Linked DNA regions of Homo sapiens: region 2 is linked to region 1. The links are chromatin loops, found by intact Hi-C in ENCODE. Cell type or tissue: Caco-2. All regions are shown on one strand. Links, peaks and the distances in the headings refer to the core of each region. The heading gives the core; the rest is flanking DNA.

The links. Peaks named below come from ENCODE experiments on the same cell type or tissue, not always from the same donor. Only the 100,000 strongest peaks of a DNase experiment are listed, where the experiment ranks them.
Region 2: a loop joins it to region 1, with 5 times the contacts of the local background. A loop is called at or near these places in 2 of 110 quality-filtered maps.

The regions. Positions count from the first base shown.
Region 1 is chr1:183,920,850-183,928,686 of GRCh38, forward strand. It overlaps RGL1 (ral guanine nucleotide dissociation stimulator like 1), which reads left to right. Exons shown (of 18, transcript NM_001297671.3): 17 at 1,373-1,487; 18 at 5,256-7,683. The coding sequence ends at 5,443. Among named protein-coding and RNA genes, the nearest start is that of COLGALT2, 110 kb to the right of the region's middle. In Caco-2, for the core only: no CTCF peak of the experiment used is centred there; a DNase peak (open chromatin) is centred at 5,232.
Region 2 is chr1:183,993,482-184,001,318 of GRCh38, forward strand. The region is part of intron 1 of COLGALT2 (collagen beta(1-O)galactosyltransferase 2); the gene reads right to left. Among named protein-coding and RNA genes, the nearest start is that of COLGALT2, 40 kb to the right of the region's middle. In Caco-2, for the core only: no CTCF peak of the experiment used is centred there; DNase peaks (open chromatin) are centred at 2,710 and 3,160.

The sequences.
Region 1 (7,837 bases), core at 3,799-6,298:
GTTTATGGAATCACAAACACCAGCTGCTGCCCCAGATCAGAGTGAGGCATCTTGGCACTGCCATCCTCAGGCACACAATGGCAGTTTCTGGGAGGAAATGAGACTTCTGTATGTGTCGAGGGGGGTCGTGGGGGGCTTTCTTTCTATAGTCCTCTTGCCCCCTGGTGAGAACAGCTTTTATTTTTAAGTAAGAATAATCTGAGTTTTCATTCACTTCTTTCAAACTTAAAGAAATCACCCAAGGTATGGTACATAATTTAGCTTTCTTTTCAGGTTGCTCTGCACACCCTGCAAATAGTTGGCTGGCAGGCAGTGAGGTGAAGGGAAGAACATCAGAATTGGGGACGAGGGAAACCTTTAACTTGTGCTTTTAAAACACTTACAAGCTGATGTTTATTGAAGCATAATTTGCATGTAGTTACATATGCAGATCTTAAATGTTTGATTCTTTGAGTTTTAATAACTATATATATCTATGAAACTACTACCCCAAATCTAGATAAAGAACATTTCCATCCTGCCTGCCAGATTCCCTGTGCCCTTTCCAATCAATCCCCTCCTAACCTAGAGGTTCATTTTCTAATGCCACAGATTTTGTTTTTCCTTTTTTTGAAAGAATAGACTCCACTGGTATGTAATCTTTTGTGTCCGGTTTCTTTTGCCTAAGATGATGTTTGTGAGATTCACCTGCATTGTTGCATGTGCCAGTTCTTAGTTCCCTTCAGTTGCTCAGTAGGATTCTATTATGAATATACTACGATTTATTCTCTTTTCCTGTTGATGGAGATTCAGATTGATTCAGTTTTTAGCTATTGTGAATAAATCTGCTATGAATGTTTGTGTACAAGTCCTTTTGTGGACGTATGTTTTTATTCCGCTTGGTAAATGCCTAGGAGTGGGACTGCTGAATCACAGGGTCACCTGTACTTTTTGAAATGGTCAATGGGCAGAACTGCGACCATTTTTATCCCGTGGGTTGTAACCAGTGCCATAGAAGCAGTTCAACATGGGAGGATAATTTTGGGCCAGGACTAATAATGCTTTGCATTTTTCACAATTCCCTCATATATATTCTTTCACGGGAACTTCAACCACTGTGGAGGAGATAGGCAAGGAAAGCGTTCTCTCCATTTTAATAGCGGATGACGCTGTGACTCAGAGATTAGGTGACTCGCCCATCATCTGTGGCTGCTAAGGGTAGAACCAGGACTAGAAACCAGGGATCCTGGCTCTTGGTCCAGTTCCAATTCCACGAGTCCGTTCTTTCTGGAAAGGCATCACAACACAAGACAGCAAGAATGAGAGGGTCAGGAGAACTCCCTCAGGAAACGTGAAGCTAAGTACTTTACAAACCTGTTCATTGTCTTTGCAGTTGACGAGCCAGGATAAAACCCCCGCTGTGATCCAGAGAGCCATGCTGAAGCACAATCTGGACTCAGACCCCGCCGAGGAGTACGAGCTGGTGCAGGTCATCTCGGAGGACAAAGGTGGGCATCCTTCCGAGACAGGCATGTTCCTTCCCAGGGCAGGTGGCTAGCACATGTCCACAGTGCTCCGCGTTTAGAAGGCAGAAAACGGATACGTATTGTTTTATTGGGACCTAGTGGTGGTTTTTGATAGTGCAAGGGTGAACAACCGTGCCATCACCTCACTTGTGGAATTAAGTATCTCAAACCGCTCTCCGATTCCCCAGCTCTTGTTTTTCCTGCGATTTTGATGAGTATTTCTTCTGCCCAGTCTTTCTGAGCTCTTCAAACACTTTTCTAGGAAGAAGTGTCTCCCTGTGCCAGGAGGCAGAGGGTAGGGGAGTCTGTTGGGCATTGCAGGTGGCCACACACCTCCTTTACCCAAGAATGTGTTTCTAAGTTGTGTGTGAATCTGAAATTTAGTGGTTCCTGTAATAATTTCTCATCATTTCAATTAATCATGTATGAAAGGTATTTTCTTTATTCATGATCAATTTTAAAATAACACAAACCTCTAACTTGAAGGTTATTTACCTCACATTTATTGAGGCAAAGAACTGGTAATCTATGAAAGGCTTCAATATGCCTGGGAACATATTATTTAAAGAAATCTCTTTTATGAAATACTTTTTGGGGGAAATAATCACCCTTGCATGTATCTGTCTGCTAATATGAATTTGGGGATTGTATTTGTTGAGAGAAGGAAACAGGCTGGTAGAAAACTCCTCTGTACCTTGTCACTTCACAGACAGTGACTGTCAGGATAGGTCTCTTCTCCAAGTGCAGAAGGAGCAGCAAATATTGTTGACCGAAGCCAACCCTTTCTGCCGCCAGACCCCAAACTGTCCATTGCAGCCACCTTAAGTAGTCCTCTGCTCACCAACAAGCAGTGTCCCCTATAAGTGAGAAGCATTCCACAAGCTAGGCTATGGGATCAGCATGTCACCCAGGGCTCTATTGCTGGTTTAGAGGAGAGTGGCTGAAATTAGAATACTACCTTCTCCTAGAGATTAAAAGCTACAGCCTCTGGGAAAATTCTTTTTCAGTTTCCTCTTGGAAGATTTCTCATTCATTCAGCTGAGCCTTAGGCTGTGGGGCAACACTTTCTCAGTTATAACCTTTTGATGTAATTATAATTATAATTCTAAGCCTAAAAGATGGTCTCAAGTTGTACCATTTTGCTTACAACACAGCACTAAGGTGAGGCTGGTGGGTCTAAAGGTCCAGGAGTCTCGAGGGGTAGCCAGGACCCAGTGTTGCCCACCAGCTGTGTGGTCCTAAATGCAAGCTGCTGGACCCCCGGGCCTTGGTCCTTAATTAGAGACAATACCCTGCTGGTTCCTCATATATCACAGGGCGATTCTGAAGATAACAAGAAATCGTGTACCTGAACATGGGGAGACACTAAGTGATATATAACTGTGAGGACTATTATTACTGACCTGTGAGTATGTGGGCAGCAGCATGGGACACTTTGAGGGGATTGTTCTCCGCTGAGCCTTTGTGCACAGAATGTACAGGAGTCACTTGGAACCTGCTCATATCAGTCTTGTTGTTGGATATCAATGTTTGAAGTTAACTTAAGACTCAATTTGTCCAGTTTTACAACCATATGCCTCTCTGGTTGCCTCCCCGACCCCACTACCACAGAGCTAGACTTGCACATTTTACCTTTTTTAATTCTGTTTGTTTTTTCAAATACTCATTACACTTGAGTGCTAAATACTGTATACCTTCTTGTGGCGATTACTCAAGGATCTAGAACCAGAAATGCCATTTGACCCAGCAATCCCATTACTGGGTGTATACCCAAAGGATTATAAATCATTCTGCTATAAAGACACATGCACACATATGTTTATTGCAGCACTATTCACAATAGCAAAACCTGGAACCAACGCAAATGCCCATCAATGATAGACTGGATAAAGAAAATGTGGCACATATACACCATGGAATACTATGCAGTGATAAAAAAGGATGAGTTCATGTCCTTTGCAGGGACATGGATGAAGCTGGAAACCATCATTCTCAGCAAACTAACACAGGAACAAAAAACCAAACACTGCATGTTCTCACTCATAAGTGGGAGTTGAACAATGAGAACATGAGAACACATGGACACAGGGAGGGGAATATCACACACCGGGGCCTGTTGGGGGGTGGAAGACTAGGGGAAGGATAGCATTAGGAGAAATACCTAATGTAGATGGCGGGTTGATGGGTGCAGCAAGCCACCGTGGCACATATATACCTGTGTAACAAACCTGCACGTTCTGCACATGTACCCCAGACCTTAAAGTATAGTAAAAATAAAATAAAAATTAAAAAACAAAAATAAAAGTGAGGCTGGGCATGGTGGCTCACGCCTGTAATCCCAGCACTTTGAGAGGCCGAGGCAGGTAGATCATCTGACGTCAGGAGTTCAAGACCAGCCTGGCCAACCTGGTGAAACCCGCCTCTACTAAAAATACAAAAAAATACAAAAAAAAAAAAAAAAATTAGCCGGGGGTGGTGGCACACGCCTGTAATCCCAGCTACTTGGGGGGCTGAGACAGGAGAATCACTTGACCCTGGGAGGCAGAGGTTGCAGTGAGCTGACATTGTGCCACTGCACTGCAGCCTGGGCAACAAGAGCAAAACTCCATCTCAAAAAATATAATAATAATAAATAAATAACTTAAATAAATAAAATAAAACTGAGTCAAAATAACTTTGCTTTGATGATTTCATATTACACTTGGAACAATCCTTGTTCAAAAATTACAGATGTCTAGTTGGGAATCATTGAAATTGAAAATAGTTTAAATATTAAAAGAAGGGGATATTTGCTGCAATATTTGCTGCTCCTTCTGCACTTGGAGAAGAGACCTATCCTGACAGTCACTGTCTGTGAAGTGACAAGGTACAGAGGAGTTTTCTACCAGCCTGTTTCCTTCTCTCAACAAATACAATACCCAAATTCATATTAGCAGACAGATACCCAGGAAGGGGAGCATCACACACTGGGGCCTGTCAGGGGGTTGGGGAAAAGGGGAGGGAGAGCATTAGGACAAATATCTAATGCATGCAGGACTTAAAACCTAGATGACAGATTGATAGGTGCAGCACATGTATACCTATGTAACAAACCTGAACATTCTGCACATGTATCCCAGAACTTAAAGTAAAATACTATAAAATAAAGATATGCACGTTCAGCACATGTATCCCAAAACTTAAAGTAAAATTTTTTTAAAAAAATATACATACTTTCCTACATGGGAAATAAAATACTCGTTTGACGGGATTACTTCAAAAAATATTTCAATATTTCAAGTAGAATTCTGGAGTGCTGTAGATTTTCTGTTTTTTCTATGTCATTGGATTCTCTTAGTCTTTGAGAAAATCTGCATACTGGGGTGGAAAATGGACTGCAGGAGAAACGAAACCCGAGTTCAAATCCCAGTTCTGCTATTCACTAGCTGCCATCTTGGGAATTTTCTTTAACTTTTCTTGGCCTCTGTTTCCTACTGTACTTTTTTTCTAGTTTTAACATTTTCTATTGGAACATTTAATTCATGGAGCGAATTTCTAAAATCTCATTTGTACTAATTTTTTAAATTGGGATTGAGAAGCTGGGGCCAATTTTTGGGGTAGTGATGGTGATCACTGTCTGGTTCAGGTCACATTCCAGAGATGAAGGGCCGTAGTCCCGTTCTTGTGTCTGGGCAAGGTTTACAGCTGCCGTTGTCAGTACTGAGCTGACCTCCACAAGCTGACCATCTTATCTTTCCTTATCTTTTTCAGAACTTGTGATTCCAGACTCAGCAAATGTCTTTTATGCCATGAACAGCCAAGTGAACTTTGACTTCATTTTGCGCAAAAAGAACTCCATGGAAGAACAAGTGAAACTGCGTAGCCGGACCAGCTTGACGTTGCCCAGGACAGCTAAACGGGGCTGCTGGAGTAACAGACACAGCAAAATCACCCTCTGAAGGGAGGGACCAGTGGCCCCTTGTTTGCCAAAGGCAGAGTGGGGCTGAGAAACAGGCTGCGGTGATTGCAATTACCATCCGGTGTTCGAGGATCATTGGTGAAGTCAGCAGATATTTATTGAGTTCCTGTGGTGTGCAAAGCATTATGATAGGCACCGTGGGGAAACTGGAAATGAATTTGACATGAAAAGGATGAACGATTCACTGATTCTCTTTGACTCATTTGAGACTAAAATGCAGAATTACCAACATTTAAAACATATATATGCACATGTATTTGGTATGCATGTGTATCTATATAAAAATATATAAGAGGGACTTTATGGGATAGTATGGACTATGGAAAAACAAATTTGCACAATGGCCTGGGAAGTTGAGGTCACTTTTTACAGGGAAATAGAAGAAACTGAGAACCTAGTCTCGTATATTCTGAGTAAATGGAATCAGTCCTGGGAATAGAGAGTGTCCTTTGTGCCAGTATTACAAGAAGCCCAAACTTTATTTTTATAAAGGGAGAGGATGACTTTCTCAATCAAGTGCCACCAGATAAAAACAACTGCAGAGGCTGGAACTGCCACAGGCTGTATGAAAGGCCACTTTGGAAAGGGTTTGGATGAGCTGGTGGCCTTCAACCTCTGCCTGCATCTGCCACTTTCTGCTACCCTAGGGAGGCCAGGAGGAGCTTCGGAGGACCATCGCCCCACTGGTCTAGCCATCATGACACCTCTGGAGGTGTCAAGCTCCTGAAACAAGCTCATTTCAGTTTCTGGCAACCCCGTGTATTTCCGTTTTCCCCCTAAAGAACATATCATAATCATTGCACAAATAACCATGTTCTTTGGTAATGAAGCCAGAAAAGAAAGCGCAAAAGAATGGTGACTCATTTGGACTCTTATCTGTCTTGGAATGTCACTGCTTCATTGCCTTCTCTGATTGCCTTTTGCATGTAAAACTATGTGTCTGGAGTCTTTTGCCATCTGGATCTTAGTACCTCTTTATTATGTGCAATTTATTCCTCAGGTGTGGAAATTTCTACTGCAATTGACTACGTTTGATTATTTTGAGCTTGTGAAAGATTTCTGAACAGTGATTGTCCCGTTAATAGCCCCTCAGAAGATGTTCCCTGCTGATAACAGCATCCTATTTTACTTACTTTTATAGCATTACTGTGCCTAGTCGTGGGGAAAGAGATGGGGCTGTATAGATTATCTGAATCATTTGTCTAAGAGGTACATTCTTCCAGATGGAATCAATAACTTTTTTTTTTCCAGGTTCCCGTGCTTGCTATCACAGTATCATTGTTAAGTGACACTTTTGTCTCTCATAACACCATCACACTCTTCCTTCCAAGTCTGAGCTGTGCTGGGGTTTGAACTAAAAGCCATATGTGGAATATTGACATGTGTAAGAAGCACTTTCAGAATGTTGTCCTTTTTAAGAAATGATTCTCAAAATACCAGTTTTTATTCCAAAAATTTAGAGAACAAACCCGGAATATGAAGTGCAGATTGTAACATGGAGCTATTTTTTTTTCTTAATCCCATAATACAGCTCCTAAAAGTTGTGTGGGATTTGCGTTGCATAAATAGCCATGTGAATTCCACAAGAAGCACCAGGGAAAGTTTAGAGATTTGCGGCAATGGACCGAAGAACGGGCCAGGAAGTCCTCCAATTTCCTTTGGTCTTTCCAGGAGATTGGACTACACATTGTAAAGACTGACTGGGTTTCAACTAGTCAAAAAGCACTTTCTTCTGTTTTCAATCCCTGTTCGATTTGTGCTTCTGTGCTTGTAGGAGAGATGGCCAGGGTGGCAGCCCTCATGCAGGTTGAAGTATATGTAGCCTCAGCCTGATATTCTTGGTGCGAAGGTAAAAAAAAAAAAATAAATAAAACCATTGGCCTGGTTGAGGGCGTGACCACCAAGACATATATGTTGTGCCCGTGTTCATCCTGTGTATTTATACTGTATATGTAGAGTCTAGATTTATATACTGCAATGTAAAATATATATATATTTACCTTTTTTAAAGACAATGGAAATTCCAAGTAGCTAAAACTTAGCTTCATTTATTTAATGCCACTTTAAATGTCTTAAATTTGTTTCCTGGTGGACAGCCGGGTAATGCTTTTAGCTGCTCGCATGCTTGTCTTTCTGCATCTCCATCATCTGTTTACCTTTTGGTTAAACTAATAAACTAGTTTGGGACTTGGCTGGCATGTGCTGCCAGACCCAAAGGGATTGTATCTGGATTATTAACCAGGTGGGTTTTGGGTTCCAGTGTGTCAGTAAGCTTTTGGGAAGCCCGCTGAATTGGTTGGAGGAGCACAGGGAAAGCCAGTGGCAGAGTTAGGTGGGATCCTCCCCACTGGCAAGTGTCACAAGCCTTTGGGGG
Region 2 (7,837 bases), core at 2,056-4,555, 71 kb after region 1:
TATGCACCATTATAAACAGAGTCCAGCTCCAGCCAATGCAGGGAGAAGGCTGCAACCTCCCTTTCAGACCCAAAAAAGGACCCAATGACTCCCTGAGGAACAAGTAGACCAAAGGGCAGCTCTGAACACCCTTCCTTCCCCAGCCCCAGGTCAGGCCATGTCTAAGGCATACTTTAGTCTCTAGCTGCCACCATGTTCTTTTGGAGGTGCCATGTGAAGGAAGCCAACAATGTCCAACATTCAAAGTTCATGTCCCCAGAATTTCCTAATTTTTCAATTGCCTCTGTAAATTATTTCAGAACATGTCGCTGTTAAAATTCTTATTTTCATTCCCACATCCTGATGTTTAGAGAGGGAATTAGGCATTACCAGAGCTAGATTTGAACTCACTGACCCAAGTTTCTTCAGCAGAGGATCCAAAAGGAACCAAAACTTTCATCAGGACTGTTATGTGTATGAAGACAGAAGAGAAGCCTTTTGGTACAAGGTAGCACTCAAGACAAGGATTCAGTAAAATAAGTCACACTCATTTTCTCTTGTAATTCTTTTTTTTTTTTTTTTTTTTTTTTTTTTTTGAGACAGAGTCTTGCTCTGTCACCCAGGCTGGAGTGCAGTGGTGTGATCTCGGCTCACTGCAAACTCCAGCTCCCGGGTTCACACCATTCTCCTGCCTCAGCCTCCCAAGTAGCTGGGACTACAGGCACCCGCCACCACACTCTACTAATTTTTTGTATTTTTGGTAGAGACAGGGTTTCACCGTGTGAGCCAGAATGGTCTTGATCTCCTGACCTCGTGATCCACCCACCTCGGCCTCCCAAAGTGCTGGGATTACAGGCATGAGCCACCGCACCTGGCCTCTCCTTTAATTCTTACAACATCCTAGGAAGTAGGTATTCTCCGTATCTTATGGATGAGAAAATAGTTACAAAGCTAGTAAGTAATGGATCCACGATTCAAGCCTAATTAACCCTGCAAATTATTATTATTATTTGAGACAGAGTCTTGCTCTGTCACCCAGGCTGGAGTGCAGTGGTGTGATCTCAGCTCACTGCAACCTCCGCCTTCCAGGTTCAAGCGATTCTCCTGCCTCAGCCTCCCGAATAGCTCGGATTACTGGGGCGTGCCACCATGCCCGGCCAATTTTTGTATTTTTAGTAGAGACGGGGTTTCACCACGTTGGCCAGGCTGGTCTCAAACTCCTGACCTCAGGTAATCCGCCCGCCTTGGCCTCCCAAAGTGCTGGATTACAGGTGTGAGCCACTGCGCCTGGCCTTAACCTGCAAATTAAAGGTGAATTTTCAAAAGCAAGGAATGAAGAGATTTCTTTTTGGTAAGGTCTTATGGGGAGTAATAACAAAATACCTGGCATAAAATCAAGGATCCTATATCTAGTCAGATTTTTTAAAAATAGAAAATAAAGCCAAATGTATTTGACTATACTGCCTATAGATAAATTAGATTTTATCCAGAAGGCGGTATGGTGAAGTGACTTTTGAAACCCTTCAGCTATTTAATCCTGGCTAAATTACTTAACATCTCTATAAGCCTTAGTTTCCACATTTGCATTGTTGTAAAGACTAAGAAATCACCTATGAAAAGAATAAACATTAGAAAAAAAACAAAGAGAAGAAAAACAATAACATGAATACATATCAATAGTCATTTCTGAATACATAAAATTTCCAAACTTGTAGCAAGAAAATTGCAAATGTAAGTACTTCATCAGTGAAAGAAATAAGTGCTATAATCCAATAAAAGGCATTTGGCCCTGATTGAGAGAAAAAAATCTCCCAAACAACCAAACATTTTTAAAAAATCTAACCACTGGCAAAAGTGATTTTTGAACTCCAAACCTATAATGAACAGTTCAAAACACATATAGTCATGTCTGAACATAGATGAACAAAAATCTTAAAACCTTAGCAAAGTGGAATACAACAAACGTGTCAAACTCAGTAAAATAAACATCCTCTTGAGTGAGCAGTGGCTGGAGGGAGAGGAACAGGAGAAATCCCTAGGCAGCTTCCAGAGAGTTCTTCAAGCAGGACATTCTGCCAGTGGAGGCGCAGCCTCCGGAAGCCAGAGCCACGTCAGGCTAGCAAGCGCTCAAGGGCTTCTTGTATACTACCTTGTATGTTTGCTTCCAGCGGGTGTGTATTTTTTTTTTCTTTTTTTGGTTTGACTATTTGTTTTTCTAAGGAAACCTTTGGTTTTTCTTCACATTTTTTTCCCTTTAATATCCCAATTTACTTAAAATATTCCAATTACCTTAATACATGTAAGTTTATTGTCTTTCTTTATCCCTTTAATTGCACTTTTATGGGGTATTCTAATTTGTCATCTTATCCTATTCTCCTTTTGAATCTTACATTTTACTTTAAAAATTACGTATACCCCATTTTATTATTATATTTTTACTCCTTTTTACTCCTTATTTATTGTCCTTATATTCAATCTCAACTGTAATACGTGTTTTTAACTTTTCAATCTTATTGAGCTCTGTTCTTTTAAACTCTTTTACCTGAATTATCTAAGTAAACGAATCTTGTGTTTCTTGTATTTTAAATCTTATAGTATTCTTTTCTAGTCTTGTCCCAACTGGTTTGACCTCCAATGCCTTGTACGCTGCCAGGCCCATGAAAGACAGGCCATAAATGTTAGGAAATAAACAGCTCTGCACTGGACCACAGCTGGCCCGCATGCTGGGGAGGAGGCGCACAGGCTTCTCCCACCCCTTCCCTGCACCTCTGATAAACCCTCAGGGAAATCACCCTGTGATCCCTTCAGGCTAACAGAAGAAAATCTATATGAAAAAGAGAAGGCAGAAAGCTGAAGTGATAATGTTTAGAATCCTTAGAAGCTGGAATTCCCATCTAAAGACAAGGCGATTTAAAGGTGTAGACAGTGATTGGGCTTCAGTGCTGAACAAAGACATCTAAAACTCAGGACTGATAAGACAAAATGGACAGAAAACTCCATGAAGATGCAATAAGGAGACCTAGCTCAAAACATTTTTTGGACTCTGGAGCTCTGAAAAGGGGTATTTTCTGCCAAGTTATCTATCCTCAGACAAAAGTAAATGTTTTGACATTCCTGCAGGCTCTGTTAAGTTCCCCACCTCGTGAACAAAGGCCTGCCTAGAGGTGAGGACCTGTCAGCTGACACTGCTTATCTGCCTTAAAACCTCAGTGCAGTGGCCTTCTCTAAACACAGGGCAAGGGTGCTAACTGGAGAAGCCTGCAGTTCTCTCTCAAGTGAGAAATACCTACTGACAGAAACTGAAGGTCTGGACATACAGCAGGTGTCCAAGACTCTAAGAAAGTAAATACTACATGGGTTGAGGAAATGACCTATTATAAATGGGGTGAATATGCACCCAGAGGGCACTGCCACTCAGGCAATCAAAATATTAACTACTTAGGCTTTTTTACATTTTTGAGCTTATCGAAAGAATTTCGATGGTATAGTGCCTGAGTCAGGAAGGGGGTCAATACACATGAGGTGAATGAGTGAATGGACAAATGAATAAATGAATAAACAAATTCATGGCGTGGATCAGGGGCAGGCAGTGTAAAAAGCTCTATAGAACAAGAGGCTTAAGGTCTGGCCACAAGCCCACCATCAACCTAGCATGGAATTTCAAGTAAATCAATTTACTTCTCAAGTTCATTTTCTGTAGAAAAAAACCACATTTTGCTTAACGGAGTTGTTGTGAAGATAAACATAAAATAAAAAAGATTCCCCCCACAGTATTCTGTATAGTAAGACATTATAAATTGTTATATGTCTTACTATAAATTTTACCATGTAAGATTATATAGACGTTTAAGAGAATGATAAATGAACCCTTGTACATACCACCTAGCTTAAGAAGTAGATTTCTTTGAAGTCCGCTTTGTGCCTTCCCTAGTTACTCCTCTTCCTTCTCGGCCAATAATCTCTAGTCTGAATTTTTGGTTATTAATTCCCTTAGTATTTTTTATAGCAGAGGTGTCCAATCTCTTGGCTTCCCTGGGCCACACTGGAAGAAGAAGAATTGTCTTGGGCTACACATAAAATACATTAACACTAACGATAGCTGATGAGCTATAAAAAAATTGCAAAAACAACCTCATAATGTTTCAAGAAAGTTTACAAATTTGTGTTGGGCTGCATTCAAAACCGTCCTGGGCTGCATGTGGCCCATGGGCCGTGGGTTGGACAAGCTTGCTTTATAGTTTCACTACATATGTATATAACCCCAAACAAACTATACTTTAGGCTGTTTTTGAACTTTATATAAATAGATTCATGTTACATGTGTTTTCTGTAGGCTTAACACTGACTTAAAACTTACACATGTTGATACTTTTATCTGTAGTTGATAAATTCACTGCCAATGCTGTAATACCTCACTGTATTATTATACTATAATTTAGTGATCTATTTGACTGTCAGTGGACATTTAGCATATTTCCAGATTTTTGCAATTACAAACAATGCTGCTATGACCTTTGTTGCACGTATCCCCTGCTGTATATGAACAATAGTGCATTTAGGAGTGGCATTCCTGGATCTGTCATAGGTCTGAATATGTTCAACTTTACTAGGGAATGCCAAATTGTCTTCAAAGTAGTTGCACCAATTGATAGTCCCAGGAGCAGTATATGCAAGTGTCTATTGCATATATATTCCCAGCAATGCTTAGAATGTTGTCAGATTTTAAAATTTTTGCCAACCTGGCTGCTGAGAAACGATACATTATTGTGGTATTTATCTGCATCTCCTTATTACTTATCAGGTGGTGGAATGTTTCATATATTTATGGTCATTCATGTGCTTCCTCTTTTGTGAAACCTGTTTGTATTTTTGCCCATTTTTCTGTTAGGTTCTTTGATTTTTCTCTTTTATTCATGAGTTCTTCGTTGATTCTCTACATTATTTCTCTGTCGGTTGGTTGATTCTCAATACTATTCCTCTGTTGGTTGCAAAAATGATTTCCCACTTTATGGGTTGTTTGTCCACTATTTTTAGGATGTCTTTTGATAGAAAGTCCCCTCATCTTATTGTTTTGCTTTTTGAATGACTTGAGTATTCTTGGTCCTTTGTTCTTTCAAATAAATCTTATAATCAGCATCTCAGAGTGCATGAACAATCCTCTTGGGATTTTTATTAGAATTGCATTAAATTAATCGTCTGGAGAGAATCATTATCTTTATCAATTTTTCCTTTCCATGTACATCTATGTCTCCACATTTATTTTGGCCTTCCTTAATGTTTTTAATAAAGTTTCAGAATTTTTTCATAAAGATATTATTTTTGTTAGATTTATTCTTAGGTACCTTACATTTTTGGTTTCTACTATAAATAATATTTTTAAATAAATGAGTATCTGTTAGATACTCAGTTGGTATCTAACAGAAATGCAGTTGACTTTCATATGTGAATTCTGCTATATTTTTCTACCAATTTGTATAATTTATCTGCAAATTCTATTGCATTTTCTCTGTAGATAATCATATCTACATACATACATAATGATTGCTTTACTTCTTCCTTTCTAATTTTTAACCTTTTACTTCCTTTATTTATAGCATTTCACCATCAAATATGATATTTGTTACAGTCTGCTTTGGTGTTTGGCTTTTCTTATTGTTTTGTTTTGTGGGTAGCATTTATTGGGTTGAGAAAATTTTCTTGGTGAGAGTTTTGTTTCGAATGATTGCTGAAATAAAACACTTTTTGCATCTATTGAGATGAACATATGGCTTTTTCCCGTTAATTTGTCGATATGATAAAATGCATCTGTAGATTCTCTAATGTTGAGCTAACTTTCCATTCCTGGTGTAAACTCAACTCAATGCAGTATCTTTTTGCTATGTTGTCGGATTTGGTTTATTAGTACTTTGCTTAGGATTTTTACATTTATGTATATGGGTAAAATTAGGTAGTATTTTCTTTTATTATACGGTCCTCATATGATTTTAGTATTACGTTATGTTAACCTCACGAAATAAATTGGAAAAAGTATTCCCTGCTTTTCTAATCACTCAATGAGTATATATAATGTTGGAATGATCTTTTCATGAAATAATATATAAAGCCTATAAAATCTTCTGGGCCTAATGGTTTCTTTGGGGGAAGATTTTAAACTACTGACTCAATTTCTTCAATGTTTATAAAAACGTGCAGGATTTCTTTCTTCATGAGTCAGACTGTTATATGTATTTCTCTCAGAATTTTAAATATTTTACCTAATTTCTCAAATTTATTAGTATAAATGTATTTATAGCATTCTTATATTCTCAATATTAGTTACATCATTATTTATGTATTCTCCTTTTCATCCTTTATACTGTTTGTATGACCAGTCTTACCAGGATTTTATTTTATTGTTCTTTTCATAGAACCATATATTGGATTATTAGTCCTCTTTGATATCTTCAGTTTCTATTTCATTAATTTCTGTCTTTATATGCATTATTTTCTTCCTTGTCTCCTTGGGTTTATTCTGTTTTTTTACCCGCAAATGTCTTAAGTTCACCTCTTAGCTTATTTAGTAAAATAAAAGTCAAGGCCTTCTAAATTTCCATTATTATTTCTTCCTTGATCCTTGACTTATTTATAATTGTGACTTTTATTTTCCAAATCATGGCAATTTTTGAGTTATTTTGCTTTTGGTTTCCGTCTGGTTGTGATATATTCTGAGAATGTGATATGATGCCAATTCCTTTCAACTTTTCAGTCTCGTTTTTTGGCCTCTATGTGTCTATTTTTTGTAAAAGGTCCATGTGTGTCAGAGAAGAAAATATGTTCTGCAGTGGTGGTACTTTTTTTCAATTTTTCTTTTCTTAACTTATTGATTGATTGATTGAGATGTTTTCCTCTCATTTTATGTTTCTCCCTCAGTAGTTAACGGCTATCATAAAAATAAGATGTGTATATCTAACTTGACAAAGTTTAAATTTAATAAAAATGTTACCCTCTCCAAATCAATACAAGGAACTTAGAATGATTTAACTATAGTCACCCCCATCCCAAATGAAATATTGTTACGTCATATTTTAGTTTTATCTTGATTTTGTAATCCCTTAAATTGCACAGTATTGTTCTCATTTTATAAAGTCAATTAATTTAAGATCCACCCACGTGTTTAACATTTTCTTTGTTCATCATAGATTTCTGCATCTTAAGTCTTTATTATTTACCTTTTCCCTGAAGTACATGGATTTAGGTGATTCTTTACCTACTAGTAAATTATCTCAATTTTTGTTTATCTGAAAATGTCTCCAATTGACTCTCCTTATTGAAAGGAAGTGTTGCTAGGTGTACAATTCTAAGAGGACAGTGTATTTCAGCCCCCCATTTTTTTTTTTTTTTTTTTTTTGAGACTGAGTCTCGCTCTGTCGCCCAGGCTGGAGTGCAGTGGAGCGATCTCGGCTCACTGCAAGCTCTGCCTCCCGGGTTCACGCCATTCTCCTGCCTCAGCCTCCCGAGTATCTGGGACTACAGGCGCCCGCCACCACGCCTGGCTAATTTTTTGTATTTCTTTTTAGTAGAGACGGGGTTTCACTGTGTTAGCCAGGATGTTCTCGGTCTCCTGACCTCGTGATCCGTCTGCCTCGGCCTCCCGAAGTGCTGGGATTACAGGCGTGAGCCACCACGCCAGGCCTATTTCAGTCCTTTAAAGATGTTATTCTGGCTTTGATATTTGCTCTTGAAAAGTCTCCTGTACTATGTTGTTCTTTTTTGGTAATCTATCCTTTCTCTCTGCTGTTTTAAAGGTCTTCTACTTTTTTAAAAAAAATAAAATAAATATTTTTCAGCTTAACTATGATGCATCAAGTTGTGGCTTTCT